2 separate regions of the Homo sapiens genome follow, and region 2 is linked to region 1. The links are chromatin loops, found by intact Hi-C in ENCODE. Cell type or tissue: natural killer cell. All regions are shown on one strand.

The links. Peaks named below come from ENCODE experiments on the same cell type or tissue, not always from the same donor. Only the 100,000 strongest peaks of a DNase experiment are listed, where the experiment ranks them.
Region 2: it touches region 1 in a loop (3-fold over the local background); 4 of 110 quality-filtered maps call a loop at or near these places.

What each region holds. Positions count from the first base shown.
Region 1 is chr2:84,778,297-84,786,296 of GRCh38, reverse strand. DNAH6 (dynein axonemal heavy chain 6) reads right to left here. Exons shown (of 77, transcript NM_001370.2): 65 at 4,644-4,804; 66 at 1,487-1,575; 67 at 541-687. It also overlaps the pseudogene LDHAP7. Among named protein-coding and RNA genes, the nearest start is that of TRABD2A, 99 kb to the left of the region's middle. In natural killer cell, no CTCF peak of the experiment used is centred here; DNase peaks (open chromatin) are centred at 3,076, 3,726 and 4,166; H3K27ac peaks cover 3,061 bases.
Region 2 is chr2:84,648,672-84,656,671 of GRCh38, reverse strand. It overlaps DNAH6 (dynein axonemal heavy chain 6), which reads right to left. Exons shown (of 77, transcript NM_001370.2): 34 at 2,798-3,353; 35 at 1,890-2,012. Among named protein-coding and RNA genes, the nearest start is that of DNAH6, 140 kb to the right of the region's middle. In natural killer cell, no CTCF peak of the experiment used is centred here; DNase peaks (open chromatin) are centred at 4,051 and 6,681.

The DNA.
Region 1 (8,000 bases):
GTGCCACCATGCCTGGCTATTTTTTAAAACTTTTGTAGAGATGGGGTTTCGCTGTGTTGCCCAGACTGGTCTTGAACTCCTGGGCTCAAGCGAATTGCCCATGTTGGCCTCCCAAAATGTTGGGATTACAAGGATGAGCCACTGTGCACAGTCTGATTCATTCATTCATTCATTCATTCATTCATTCATTCATTCTTTCTTTCTCTGTAGACCACACACGTTTGAAAACTGGGAAGCTAATATAGTAAATATGCCACCTATGAGGAAATCTATTTTGTGCTTGTTGAACTGAATTGAACCTACTGCATTCATCCAATTGATGGTATTCTGTAGGCAGATCAGACGAGAGGTGAGAGCTGAAGCTGTGAAATACGAAGGCAAGGGGAGTATAGAGATTGAATGAAAACAACTTGGGTTCAGACACAGAATGGGGCCTTCAGCATTTCACAATGACATTTATAAGCTTTCACTTAATTATTACTATTTATTTATTTCATAATACACTTCCTTGTTGCTATTGAAAAGCAGAGTTGAGTGTACCTGAATAATTGCATGGAAGAAACAAATGCCAAATATTATTTGTCTCCATTTTTTTCCAAGTATATTTTCTTCAAAAAACGAAGGTGTCATTTCAGTAAATGCTCGTCTGATATTTGCACGTAAGCCTTTTGGAGGCTCATTGGTCACCTGGATTTAGATAGAATATATGTGGCAGAGAGAGTGATTTTATAGATTTGCATTATTTCTGAATAACACACATAGACTGAAGCCATTGAAATGATGTAGATTGCTGATGTTCATGGGGAGGTGGGGACCATTCCTGGCATGTTCGAGCCTGCTTTGTATCTTGCTCAGGCACAGTCCAGGGAGAATAGGGAATGGCAGGTTTCTCAGACCTACAGTGGTTGAACCACATGACAAGAACCTCAGACACTTCCATTTAGTGTCCATTTTTTCTAAACACAGGTCAGAAAGCATGCTCAGGGTTTCCTCATTGAATTTTGCATCATCCCTACATAGGGCATTGTTCCATAGTTTGTCCCCTGATGTCCCATGACGTGGGACAGGGAGGGAAGAAGCAACTCTTGTTCCTCATATGCAGAGGCTTGCCACAGATCATAAACTTCCAGCATTGAAATCCAGCAGCCATACTAGTATGGCTTGTAGGCCTTCCTGTCTCTCAAATACTGAAACATTCCCTTAACACTAGAAGGGGTTCTCTTCTTATCACTCTGTACCCTTAACATTTTCTTGTGAGGGTGACGGCTGGGAGAGCTGAATGACCCATAGGACTAGAATATGCAAGGATGGGGTTGGGAAATCGTTTCTCTGCTTGTTATAGGTGAAAAGATACTGACTTCACCTCCCCATGCTGGCCACACAGACCTCCACATGCTTCTGTGCAGGCTCTGATCTCCTGGGAGGCACTAGGTGAATATTCTGAAACCAACCATTTCACATTGTTCCAACCATATGCATACATTACCTTGACAGAATTTTGAAGAACTGTAACAGGAAATGTATTACTAGGCATGGAGCTTAAAAAAAGTCGAAAAGTGTCCTTGATAGCACTATCTGCTTAAAACAAAGATAAAACAACAAAAAAGGAAAATGTTTAGTTGGTAGTAGCACTTTTCTATAAGACATGATTATTTCTAGAGAAGGAAAAAATGCTATAAGCTTTGTTTAAAGATCTAGTTAATCTATTACAAGTATAGTGTAAACTGTTTCAAAATGGGAGTAAGATGCATTGTTTTAGAAACTTCACGTTAGGAAGGTTTGGCAGTCTAGAAGCAGGCACATTTGGGTAAATAAATTAGGAACACGATAATTTTTAATACTTGCTGAACTATTAAGGGCCTTATCTTTGAAATAGGAAACATTTTCAGTTGAAAAAGAGGGCAGTTATTGCCCATGTATTTATTTTCATGAGGATTTTTTGACCCTTCAATTTAACACAAGTTGCATGAAAATGGCCAAAAACCCCTACTGAGAAAATTCTCCCCTCAGCAGAAAAGTTGCAAAGGAAACAAGGGAGCCAGGATATGGAGAGACCTCATGTGTGGCATTAGCACGTTAAGTCAATGCACTTACTTTCTGAGATATGGACAGAGGACCCAAGAAAGAATGAGCTCCACTGTAGGTTCAAAAGGCCAAAGTAAAGTTGGAAAAATCATTGTTCCCATCACAGGAAGACACAGGCATCATTCAAGGACAAATTCCTTGGCATTGGTTTTTAAGTACGTATTATGCTGTTTCTCAAACATGCTAGGCTGGCTCCCTCACTAGGGCCTTTGCACTGGCTGTTCCCTCAGATTCCCTCACTTTCTTCATGTCTTGGTCAAATATCACCTTCTGAAAGAGGACTACTCAGATTAAACCACTTAAAATTGCTATCTTCCTTGCTCCCTACTCACATCCCATCTCAATCTTTCTGGTCCTCCTTACCTTACTCTCCTTTTTATTTTTTCCAAAGCACAACCATGTTCTAACACAACGTATACGTTACTTATTTACCATGTGGTTTATTCATTGTCTGTCTCCCCCCAACTAGAATGGAAACTCTACGAGGACAAATATCTATGGTTCTTTTGTTTATCAACATATCCTAGAACAATACATGGTACACTAGGCCCTTAATTATTTATGGAATGAATGACAACAAGTCAAAGCTGATTTCATGCTTCTTGGTTTGGTAATCTAAATTCACAAGCCACATTAAATAGCCCAAATTAAAAGTTAGTTCTACCAAATTCTAGAGCAATACTAACACTGTTTGCATAGTAAAAACTATTAGGCAAAGAAGTCAAACAACAACCAAAGTCTTAGGGCCAATGATTTCAGTAACCAAAAAACCAAAGAAAGAAGAAGGCCAGGTTTGGAGAAGGATTTTTTCCATACTTTTGTTCTTATAATTGCAAAAGCACCAAGCTTCTTAACTTTCATAGACATCATAGAATTTTAGGGCTGGACTAGAAGAGCATCTTAGAAATCATCTTAGTACAGGACTTTTCATGATGATGTCATGTAGTCATTTTATAGCTGGGGAAACTGGCCCAGAAAAAAGATATGACATGCACAGTCAGGAAGTGGTGGGGCAGAACTCTGTGGAGGTGTTAGGATTTCAAGTTCTGAGGTTTTATTTGTTTTGTTTTTTTTCTTTTTCTTCCTTTTGTATTTTCAGCTTATTACCTGAATGTATTTTATTTCCTACTGGTTCAAGTTAAACATCAGAACTTAAATGGTTAGGTGATAAATGATTATAGCAAGGGCCATAAGAGGATTTTTTCTATCCACTTAAGTTTAGTAAGCACTTAAAATACACAAACAACTTCAGCTGGCTTCATTAGCCGATCCAGTCTCCTTGAAGAACTGGCAAATGTTCTTGTCCTAGTTACAGTGAAACTGAATGGCATCTCCATATTCTGGAGCCTCATGTAGTACCACCACAGTAAATTGCTTTTTTGCTGCCTCTCTAGCATTTTTTTCTTAATTATATTCCTAATCACTGGGGACCCCTGACCAGTACTGAAGACCTCCTTGTCATTTCTCTTTAATTATTTAAGTAGAAATAAGCCACAGGCCCAGCAGGAAGCAGGCCCTCTCTTATTTGACAGCAAAAGAGTGGAAATAGTGGAGATTCTGAATGGTGGATAAAAATGAGTCCTTACCTTTGTCAGAAGCAGCCTGCAGAAGGCTTGTGGGTGAGGGCAGGGGGCCAGGAAGTGAAGGGCTTTTAGGGGAAGGCTGCTAAACCCTGAGCTGGCTCAGTGACCAGAGCAGACTGGGGACTCTGTAAAGGAGCAGCTCTTCACCTTAATAAGCAGCACTAAATAAAGTGATTTGCAAGATCATCTGCAGAGCTTTCACCTTTCCAGAAAGCTTTCTGTAGGGAGGGCACAAATAAAGGCCTCAGAGAAAGGGCTCTCTCTGGATATGCTTGCCTGGAGGTTCTCTCCCAGGGCTTCACAGCAGAGTGGTAGAGTGGGACCCACACAATTTGTTACCAATAAAATAGTTCCTGAGGTTTTGATTATTTTTATAGTAACACTTTAAAATGAGTAGATTCTAATTCCACTTCCTCTCTTTGCAGCCCGTTACACTTTCTTGAGTAGGCAAAAAAGTGGTGAGATAAAACTAGTGCTAGCAACTATGAGTAATGCTGAGCACGCCCATGGGTTAGGTGTGGCTCTGAGGCACATGTAAAGGTTAGTTGCCATGCGGGTTACAGAAGATAAAAGGTGGTAAAACACTACTCTAAGGGAATTGGTGGTAATTTGAACTCTGTTCCTTTACATTTCTCATTTTATAGGGAAGGATTTAATTTCCTTTGTTTGTCCTAAGTATATTTTTCTTTTTATTATGCCTATAAGTAATATATTTCAAATTCAAATGACCTCTCATAGAAGGCAATAAGAAACAGAAATGATCCAGTGGATCCTAGCCTCAACTTGGAATTCTGAAGGCCTTTTATCAAACCCTGGTTGTGTAAATTAGCTAAATCTGTCTAGGCCTCAAATTTCTCCTCTTTCATATATGGAAACACAGTGCCTACAATAATGAATTACTATAAGGAATGAATTCAACAAGAAAAGGTTACATAAAAATGTGATTATTATGCAAGGGCTATATGCTCAACATACCTGGATCTGTGAAGGTTTTAATGAGCTCTTCCATTGCCAACATCCAAGAAACAGCAAGATGGCAATTTTGCAAAAATACCCAGTTTCCTGATTTCATTGCATCCTTGACCATTTTTTCAGCAATAGGTCCTTGTCCTTGCCCCAGTGAAATTGACTGCACCCTGAATTGAACAGCAAGAACACAATATCATCTTATGCTATTTTAAAGCAAAATCAATATGAAGAAATATAAATACAGTAGACTCTTGCTTAGGATATATAAACATTTTGAATCCTCATTCCAATAGGAGTACAAGTATGTTTTCCTTATTTCTTGTTTTTAAAAATATTTTTACCATGACCCACATAGAAAAGTGCAAAAACCGAATATACAGCTCTACAAATGATCACAAATCAATACCTGCGGTTGAGAAGAGACCTGTGCTGATACACTAGAGACATTTCTCTCATGCCTCTCTCCACCGCAATGATTTCCCCTTCCTTCTTCCCACAGGTAATCATTATCCTAACTTCTAACAACACTATAGATCAGTTTTTAAACACTTAAAAAATTAAAGTCTAACATATACAGAAAAATACATATTATTAGTGTATGGGTCAATGAATTCTCACAACGCAAATGTGCACATGTACCACCACCTAGGTCAAAAAACAGTACCCCTCCTTATCCCAAAAGGCAAAAACAATTTTGAATTCTAATGCCATTGATTAATCACACAACATCTGTGAAAGCCAATGTGGGAAACTAGCTACAACTAAGAAACCTGTGCAAAGTGTTGGCTCTCTGAAAGCACCCAGAAACAAAGCCAATGAACTATACACAACATACACCACAGTCAAGCCCTCAAAGGAAAACAGGAATACAAAAAAAAAAGCCTCAACGAAATGACAGAAACTTGAAAATGATAAACACTAGCCCCCTTGGATAATTAGGAATCAGCAAAAGAATTCTGGCAATTCAAAAAATCAGTGTTTCCTTACCTCTAAAAGATTGCAATGTATCTAACCAGATTGAAATGTCTGAAATGACAGACATAGAATTCAGAACCTGGATGGCAATGAAACTCAATGAGATCTAACAGAAAGTTGAAATCCAGTCCAAAGAAGCCAGTAAAATGATCCAAGAGTTGAAAGATGACATAGCTATATGAAGAAAAAACAAAACTGAACTCCTGGAATTGAAAAATTCACCACAGGAGTTTCAAAATACAATTGGAAGCATTAACAACATACTAGGCCAAGTCAAAAAACGAATTTCAGAGCTCAAAGACTGTCCCCTCAAAACAACCCAGTTAGGCAAAAATAAAGAAAAAAGAATTTAAAAAATGGACAAAGGCTATGAGAAATATGAGATTATGCAAATAGATAAAACCTATGCCATACTGGCATTCCTGAGACAGGAGAAAAGGTAAACAACTCGGGTAACATATTTGAGAATATAGTCCATGACAGTTTTCCCAATATTGCTAGGGAGGTTGACATGCAATTTCAAGAAATTCAGAGAAACCCTGGGAGATACTATATAAGATGACCATCCCCAAGACACATAGTCATCAAACTTTCCATGATCAATGTGAAAAAAAAAATTCTTAAAGGCAGCTAGAGGAAAAGGTCAGATCCCTTACAAAGGTCGTCCTATCAGGCTAACAGCAGACTTCTCAGCAAAAACATTACAAGCCAGAAGAGATAACAGAACTATATTCAGCATTCTTAAAGAAAAGAAATTCCAACCAACAATTTCATATCCTGTCAGACTAAGCTTCATAAGCAAAGGAGAAATAAAAGCTTTTCCAGATAAGCAATTGCTAAGGCAATTCTTTACCACTAGACTAGCGTTACAAAAGATTCATAAAAGAGCTCTAAACACGGAAATGAAGGAGTGATACCTGCTACCACAAAGACACACTTAAGTCCAGAGCCCATAGACTCTATAAAGCAACTACACAATCAAGACTACAAAGCAACCAGCTAAAAACATCACAATAGGATCAAAACCTTACATATCAATATTAACCTTGGATATAAGTGGTCTAAACACCCCATTTAACAGGCACAGAGTAGCAAGTTGGATAAAAAAATAAGACCCAACCATCTATCTTCAAGAGACCCATTTGTCATGCAACAAAACCAATAGGCTCAAAGTAAAGGGGTGGAGAAAGATCTATCATGCAAAAGGAAAACAAGAGAAGAGGAAGTGACTATTCTTATATTGTAGAAATAAGACTAAATTGACAACAGTAACAAAGGACAAAGTAGGGCATTACATAACGGTAATGGGTTGAATTCAACAAAAAGACTTAACTATCCTAAATATAGATGCACCCAACATTGGAATACCCAGATTCATAAAACAACTACTTCAAGACCTACAAAAAGACTTGGAAAGCCACATCATAATAGTGGGGGTACTTCAAGATCCCACTGACAGTATTAGACACATCATTGTGGCAGAAAACTAACAAAAAAATTCTGGACATAAATCAGACACTTAATCAATTGGATCTAAGATCTATCTACAGAATACTCCACCCATCAACCACAGAATATACATTTTTTTCATCTGTATGTGGAACACAGTCTAAGATCAACCACATGCTCAACCATAATAGATTTGATAGATGCAAAAAGATCAAAATCATACCAAGCATACTCTCAGACAACAGTGGAATTAAAATAGAAATCAATACCATGATCTCTCAAAACCACACAATTACATGGAAACTAAACAACTTTATTCTGAGTGACTTTTGGGTAAACAACATATTAAGGCAGAAATAAAACACTTCTTTGAAACAAATGAAAAGAGAGACACAATATGCTGAAATCTCTGGGATGCAGCAAAGCAGTGTTAAAAGTTTACAGTGTGTCTGGGTGCAGTGCCTGTAATCCCAGCACTTTGGGAGGCGGAGGTGGAGGGCACTTGAACTCAGTTTGAGATCATCCTGGGCAACCTGGCAAAACCCTGTCTCTACAAAAAATACAGAAATTAGCCAGGCATAGTGGTGTGTGCCTGCAGTCCCAGCTACTTGGGAGGTACAGGAGGGAGGATCACCTGACCCTGGGGAGGTTGAGGCTGCAGTGAGCCATGATCACTCCACCACAGTACAGCCTGGGCAACAGAGTGAGACCCTGTCTCAAAAAAAAAAAAAGTTTATAGTGCTAAATTCCTACATTGAGAATTAGATTCATGATCTAATATTGCAATTAGAGGAACTAGAAAAACAAGAACAAACAAATCCTGAAGTTAGCAGAAGAAAAAGAATAACTAAAATCAGAGCAGAACTAAATGAAATTGGGACCCCAAAATCCATACAAAGAATTAATAAAGCCAGGCGCTGGAGCCACTGCCACCAAGTC
Region 2 (8,000 bases), 130 kb after region 1:
ATAAAGAACTCTTAAAATTCAACAATAAGAAAACAAACAACCCAATTTCAAAATGGGCCAAAGACCTTCCTTAATAGGCACCTCATGAAATACGATACATAGATAGCAAACAAACATATGAAAAGATGCTCAAACCATTTGTCATTAGAAATTGCAAATTAAAACAATATACTACTACGTGCCCATTAGAATGCATAAAATCCAAAACACTGACAATGCCAAATGCTGGCAAGGATGTGAACAACAGGAATTCTCATTCATTATTGGTGGGAATGCAAAATGATACAGCCACATTAGAAGACAGTCTTGACAGTTTCTTACAAAGCTAAACATATACTAAATAATTCAGCAACCACATTCCTAGGTATTTACCCAAATATGGTGAAAACTATGTCCACACAAAAACCTGCACATTAATGCTTATTAAGAGTTTAATTCATAATTGCCAAAACCAAGATGTCCTTCAGTAGGTGAATTGGTACATGAACTGTGGTACATTCATACAAAAAATATTATCCAATGCTAAAAAGAAATAAGCTACCAACCCACAGAAAGACATGGAAGTATCTTAAATGAATATTACCAAGTGAAAAAAAGCCAGTCTGAAAAGGCTATGTACTATATGATTTCAACTGTATAACATTCTAGAAAAGGTAGAACTACAGAGATAGTAAAAAGATCAGTGGTTGCAGGGGTTAAAGGATGGGGAGTAGGGATGAATATGTAGAGCTTAGAGGAATTTTAGAGCAATGAAACTATTCTGCCTGATACTATAATGGTGGAAACGTGACATTATGCATTTTTCAAAACCCATGAATTGCACACAAAGAGTGAACTCTAATGTAAAATAATAATGTATCAATAGTGGTTCACCATTTATGCAAAGTGTTAATAATAGGCGAAACTGTTTGGGGGTGAGGGAGTGCATGGGAACTCTCATTTCTGTTCAATTTTTCTATAAACTTAAAACTGCCCTAAGCACAAAAATGTCTGTTAATTTTTAAAAAAGTGAATTCAGAAAAGTTAAAAATCTTAAGGTAGCCAATGACAAACTCTCAATTCTGAGAATTACTGTCTTTAATAAGGTACTCTGAGACTAGACCATAATATTCTTAAAACTGTTGATGCCTAAAAAGGAGGAAAACAATAGTTTTCTGGCTCATCTTTGGAGGGGGAGAGGCAGAGATGAAGATGGCTTACTTGGAGTAGGGGATGAGATGTGGGGGAAACATCTCAAAGGACTACTTGTTAAGCTAAGCTAAAGAGGAAAATTCTGTGTTAGAATGCAGAAGCTACAGAAAGTAGTATGAAACTGAGTTGTTTTGAATAACAATGTATAAGCTTTCCTTCACTTTGGGTGGAATTGTACCTCTGAGGTTAGAATGTGTCTTAGGTCTTGCACCTACTATTGGGGTAGGATGTAAATGAGTTTTCTTTTATCTTTGGCTGTCATAGGTGTTAAGGGCTCTCAAAATCCAAAAACAATGACAGTTAGGGTCTGGACTTAAATATTCTTTTTCTTCATTTTGCTTCCTTTTATTACTCCCAAGCTTTCTGCGAAGTCTCAATGCCTCAGGCTGTTGTAGCTGTGTTTTTAGGGACTCAAAAAAGTGGCTTGTGTTTCTAGTCTGGGGAGAAGCCAGGCAGAATAGGCAGGAGGCAGGGTGAGTAGGCAGGCTGGCAGGCTGGGGTAACAAGAAATGAGGACAGATTTGGGGAGTATATAAACATTCCTGGACGATTCCAGGAATTCACAGGGAGGACTAGGTAAAATAATGAAGTCCCCTCAATCAAGAACCATGAGTCCTTAACCTATTGTTATTTGTGCACTAGAAGGCAACATGAGTCCTGACAGATGGAGATATTGGGGAATATCTGATGGCACTTACTTTTTTAGAAATACCCTTCATCCAAGTTTTAACATAAGGCATCCATTTCAGTTCTTCAGGATCCACAAACACCATTCCACATCGACTGACTGTTGCAGGGGAGGCAACCCGCAGATCTTGCACCTAAAGTTGAAGAAAATTGAACAGGAAACAGCTAATATGATACTTCCTTATTTCTCCAACTTCAATGTTCACACTTATAAAATGATTCACACTTTTAAAGTCTAACAACACTGAAGGGCTTCATGTGGAAGAGAGTGGGAGAGCAATAAGTAATTAGAAATGGAGGAAGAAAGTTAAATGACGTATAAGGTGAAAAAAATTCCCACAACTACAGGAGGATACTGTCAAACTCTATGGGCAGGGCTAGTTATTTTTTTCTTTCTTCTCTTTGCTTTTCTCTTTTCTCCTGTTCATTCTTGTATTAGAATCCCTAGCACATACTAGACATTCAATCAGTATTTGATGAATGAATAGAACACAGGTGGCATCCTTCATAATGTTGGTAGCTGTACTTGGTCCACATTCCTCTCCCAATCCCTCATCAAATATTCATATCATGGTGGGATAATTTATTCTTATTAAATGCAATAATTTTTAATTTAAAATGCATTTCAAATGATACAAAGCTCTCTCTCTCTCTCCTCTTTCTTTCTCTCTCTCTCTCTCTTTCTCTCTCTCCCTCTCTCAGGGAAGCCAGAGTTTATTGTACTTCCTATTTATAGAGACAAGAACATTTGAGACTTTGACTGTCAATCTATTACAAAAGGATGACTTAATAAGTAAGTAAACAGAACACAATAATAGACATTATAGATAGTAAAGGCTACATCAGTGTGAGAAAAAAATGTAACGATAGTATGCCAATTTAATGAATGATTTCACTCCACAGTAATGTGTACACTTACCTCAAAAAGCATGTGAATTTGAGGTGTGAGTTTAATCCTCTCACTGTTAGCCAGGCAAAGCATCTTGTTATCATCCAGCACTGTATTCATGTTTTCAATCCAAAGAGCATCTACTGGCCCATCACTGATGATCCATTTATGGTCTTCTGAAGTATCATTCACAGCTGCTCGGACACTTAGTGCCATCAAACCATCTTTCCATTCCAAGGTTAAGTTATTAACCTCTCCATATAATTCACCCATGGTAATTGATTTAGGGTTGAGAACATATGTTTTAACTGCTTGGTAAAAGGAATTTTCTATCCCAAGTTTTTGTAAATTCCCTAAAGTTTCTGCTAGTATTCGGTAAACTGTGGTCTTGCCGCCTCCTGTTGGCCCGACTAACATAACACCATGCCTTACTAGCATAGTTTCATAAAACTGTATCACCTTTCTAACCATACACATCTCAGGCTGAAGATTTTGTCTATTCATGACATCCACAATTGTTGATTGTAAAATACCATAATCATGTTCTGGAATTTGGACTCCAGGAAAAAGGTCAGATATGATTCCACTGTCAAAACAAAAATAAAATCAATTAGGAACAACTGGTCATTGATATTTTCCCGTATTTGTTACAATCAATGAAATATTATGAGTCTTATTGTTTCTCATTGATCTTTCTCTTCTGACATGTACAGTATTAGTTTGTCCTATGTGCTGTACCAGAATCTATCATTTCTCTGATATCATGTATGATTTTGTTTGTTTCCTGTACAGTAGACCAATGTTCCTAAGTATATTAGGAGCTTCTTGGGAGTAAGTGATATCTCTTATGTTTCTTTCTGTATTTCCCACAGTACATGGCATAGTACCAAACATATAGAAGGTGATGAACTTATTTTTAATTATTAAAAAAATTATAAAATATCTCACTTAAAAATTTAAAATTATTTTAAAATTTTGTTTAAAAATTATATTTATAGCTCAACTTTTCCTAAAATCACTTACATATACTCATTAACTGTATGTGGCTATTCAGAAAAATAAGATGAATGTATAATTAAAATTAGCATCATGCAAGAAGGAAGGAAAAATGTGACTATTTCTATAGGAAACAGTTAGTATGAGATGTTTCAATGGGAAAAAAGAAGCTAAATCTTTACCTCACATTATATACACAAATACATTTGTGATACAGTTAAAACCTTACATAAAGTGATGAAAGTACTAGAAGAAAGTAGAAGAGCTAAATTTTGCAACATTGTGGTAAGGCGGTCTTTCTAAGAAAGGCAGGAAATCTACAACTGTAAAAAAAGTTGACAGTGAACAAAGAAAAACAGACAAAAATCAAACTTCTGTGAGATAAAAGGCTTTATATACAAACTTAAAGCATGAATGAGAGACTTAGAAAAACATTTCCAATGTTTATATCAGATAAAGATTATGACTTTCTATAAATCAATAAGTAAGAGTACAATAGGAACATGCTCCAAGAATAATAATTATAAATAAATAATGAACATAGGAAATGATTCCCAATGACTCTAATAGTTAAAGAAATGACTATTAAAATAGGCTACTACATTTGGCCTCTCTTTAAAACACTTATGGGGAAATAGGCGCCTTCGTAAAACCACTTATGTTAATATAAAAGGGTAAGTCATCTTTGGAAGACAATTTGATTTAATCTATTTAAATAAAAAATGTGCAAACCCTATGACCTAGGAAACTTACTTCCAGGAATCTCCCCTGTAGAAATATCATACGTGTGCAAAGATATATGTATAGGAATATTCATTATTAGAATAGAAAACAATTAGGAAAAAATCTAAATGTCCATATAGAAGACCTTTCATGTTAAAGTAGTTCTATAGGTTTATTATGTCTCAAAGTACCATCTTATATAATAGCAATCTAGCAGCAGTAAAAAAAAAAAGACTCATGCATATATACTAACATGAAAAAGATGCTCAAGATATATAACGAATTGAAAAAGCAACAGCTGTAAAAATAGAAATGTATTAAAGGTAATACATGAAAGTGTCAACCAACTTATTTCTCCAGAAAGATGGAACAGATTTACTTTTCCCTATTCCTTCCATTAAGTACAACTAAAATCCCTGTACATTAAATAAAATAAATAAAAGAAGACTCTGAAAGGTAGAGAGAAGTCAGACTGGCTAGGTACCTTAAGATGCAAGCAATAACACAGTGACTAGTCCCTTGTGTCTTTTTGTCTTTTACATCCTGGCAATCTAGAAATGCCAATGGGCACAGATTTAAAAAAAAAAGCCCCAGGAAAAGCTTACTGTCTTTATCCAAAGGACCAGGAAAGGGGCAGCCCAGGAAAGGGGCAGCCCAGCAAGACAGAAAACTTTTAGGCAATAACTGCTCTACTCTAACCAAACACCACAGAAAAATCCTGAGGTATTTATTCCTACCCTCACCAGCAGACACTGAGTGCGGAGCCCAGACTTCCACTCTAGCTAGGGTGTAACAAGTCTCCTGAAATTCCTCTTCTCATTCTCCCACGGTGTCAGAGAAGGCCAAATAGGGATGTACTTTCATCCTCACTGGGAAGTAATGATGCCCCCTTTGGTATTAGTGTAGACCATATGGGAAGCCTGGACTTCCAGCCCTACCCAAGAATAATGAAGCACCCCTTCTGCTCTCTGACAGGTGGAATCAGAGGAGGATCAGTGGAGAGTCAGGACTTTTACCACTGTCCAGGGGTAATAAAGCTGTCTTCCCTTGTGGCATCAGTGGAGGTCACGTGGGGAACAGTAATGAGGCGCTTCTACTCTTCTATCCAGGACAATATCACTGGAGGACTGCCAGGGAGCTGGAACTCCCACCCCTACACAGCAGAAATGACTGCTCCCACCAGATATCAATAAAGCTTGAATTCTATCCCCACCTGGCAGTAACAAAGTTGCATTTCTAATTTCTCTTGCTGGTGTGGCATCAGGAAAAGCCAGCTAAAATAAGTTTAAATAAGATCTAGAGTCTCATAACATAATACCTCAGATAAGTAGGTTTCAATGAAAATCATTCATCACATCAAAAGCCAGAAAGATCTCAAACTGAACTAAGAGAGACAATCAATAGATGCTAACACTGAGATGAGAGAAACGTTAAAACTGTCTGACAAATTTATTTTATTTCTTAAGGGATAGGGTCTCACTATACTGCCCAGGCTGGCCTTGAACTCCTGGGTTCAAACAGTCTTCCCGCCTCAGCCTTCTGACTAGCCAAGACTATAGGTACATGTGACTACACACAGGTGAGATCATTATCTTAAAACAGTCATCATAAAAATGTTTTAAGGACCCATTATGAACACAATAGAAACAAAAGAATATAAGGACATCTCAGCCAAAAAAAAAAAATACAGAGAGCCTATTAGAAATTTTAGAACTGAAAAAATACAATAACAAAAAAATCAATAGATGGGTTCAAGAGCAAAATGGAAGGGACAGAGGAAAGATTTGGTAAACTGCAAGATAGAATAATAGAAGTTACCCAATCTGAACAAGACGGAGAATATTGTCTGAAAAAAGAAATGAGAAGCTCTTGGGGACCTGTGGAAATATAACAAAAGATCTAATATTTGTGTCACTGGAGTCTCAAATGATGGGGAAGGATGAAAGAGCTGAAGAAGTATTCAGAGAAATAATGACTGAAAATGTCACACATTTGCCAAAAAGCATGAACCTACAGATTTAAGAAGTTGATCAAATCTAAAACAGGATAAACCCGAAGAAATCCATATGAAGATACAACATAGTCCAACTTCTAAAAATGGAAGACAAAGAAAACAATTTTAGCAGCAGCCAGAAGAAAAAAAAAATGACACCTTATGAACAGGGAAAAAAACACATAAAATGACAACAGAATTCTCATCAGAGACCATGCAGGCTGACAGGAAGTGGAAAACATCTTTTTAAAAAAATGTTTTATTTTCAGTTCTGGGGTACATGTGCAGGATGTGCAGGTTTGTTACATAGGTAAGTGTGTGCCATGGTGGTTTGCTGCACCTATCAACCCATCATTTTTCAGCTCCCACTTATAAGTGGGAACATGTGGTGTTTGGTTTTCTGTTCCTGCGTTAGTTTGCTGAGGATAATGGTGTCCAGCTTCATCCATGTCCCTGAAAAGGAACATGATCTCATTCCTTTTTATAGTTTGCTGAGGATAATGGTGTCCAGCTTCATCCATGTTCCTGAAAAGGAACATGATCTCATTCCTTTTTATGGCTGCACAGAATTTCATGGTGTACCTGGGAAGTATATGGTACAACAGCTTTCAAGTCCTGAAAGAACTGTCACTCCAGAATCCTATATCCAGGGGAAATATCCCTCTGGAATGAAGGGAAATCAAGACATTCTCAGATAAAGGAAAAGGAAATGAATTTGTAGCCAGCAGATCTACCATGAAGAATGGCTAAAGGGAAGTTCTCTAAGCAAAAAGAAAATGATGAAAGAAGCAAACTTGGAGCATCAGAAAGGAAGAAAGAACATGATAAAATGAAAATATGAGCTCCTATTATGAACATCGTATTACCATTCATTGTGAAACTTAATCGTATATTTATATATAAGCATCCTTCAGAGATGCTGTGGGTTCAGTTTCAGACCACTACAATAAAGTGAATATAGCAATAAAGCAACTCATATGAATTTTTTGGTTTCTCAGTGCATATAAAATTAATCTTCATGCTATACTGTAGTCATTTAAGCATGCAATAGCATTATGTCTAAAAAATGTACATACCTTTATTTAAAAACGCTTTATTGCTAAAAAAGGCTAATGACCATCTGAGCCATCGGCTTTTGCTGGCAGAGGGTCTTACCTCAATGTTGATAGCTGCTGACTGAGCAGGGTGGTAGTTGCTGAAGGCTGGAGTGACTGTGGCAATTTCTTAAAATAAGACAATAATGTTTGCCACGTTCATCGACTCTTTTGTGAAAGATATCTATGTAGCATGTGATGCTGTTTGATAGCATTTTACTCACAGCAGAACTTCTTTCAAAATTGAAGTCAGTTCTCTCAAACTCTTCCATTGCTTTATCAACTATATTTATGCAACAGAGTCTTTTGTTGTCATTTTAACAACGTTCACAGCATCTTCACCAGGAATAGATCCCATCTCAGGAAACTACTTTCTTTGCTAATCCATAAGAAGCAACTCCTCATCTATTCACGTTTGATCATGAGA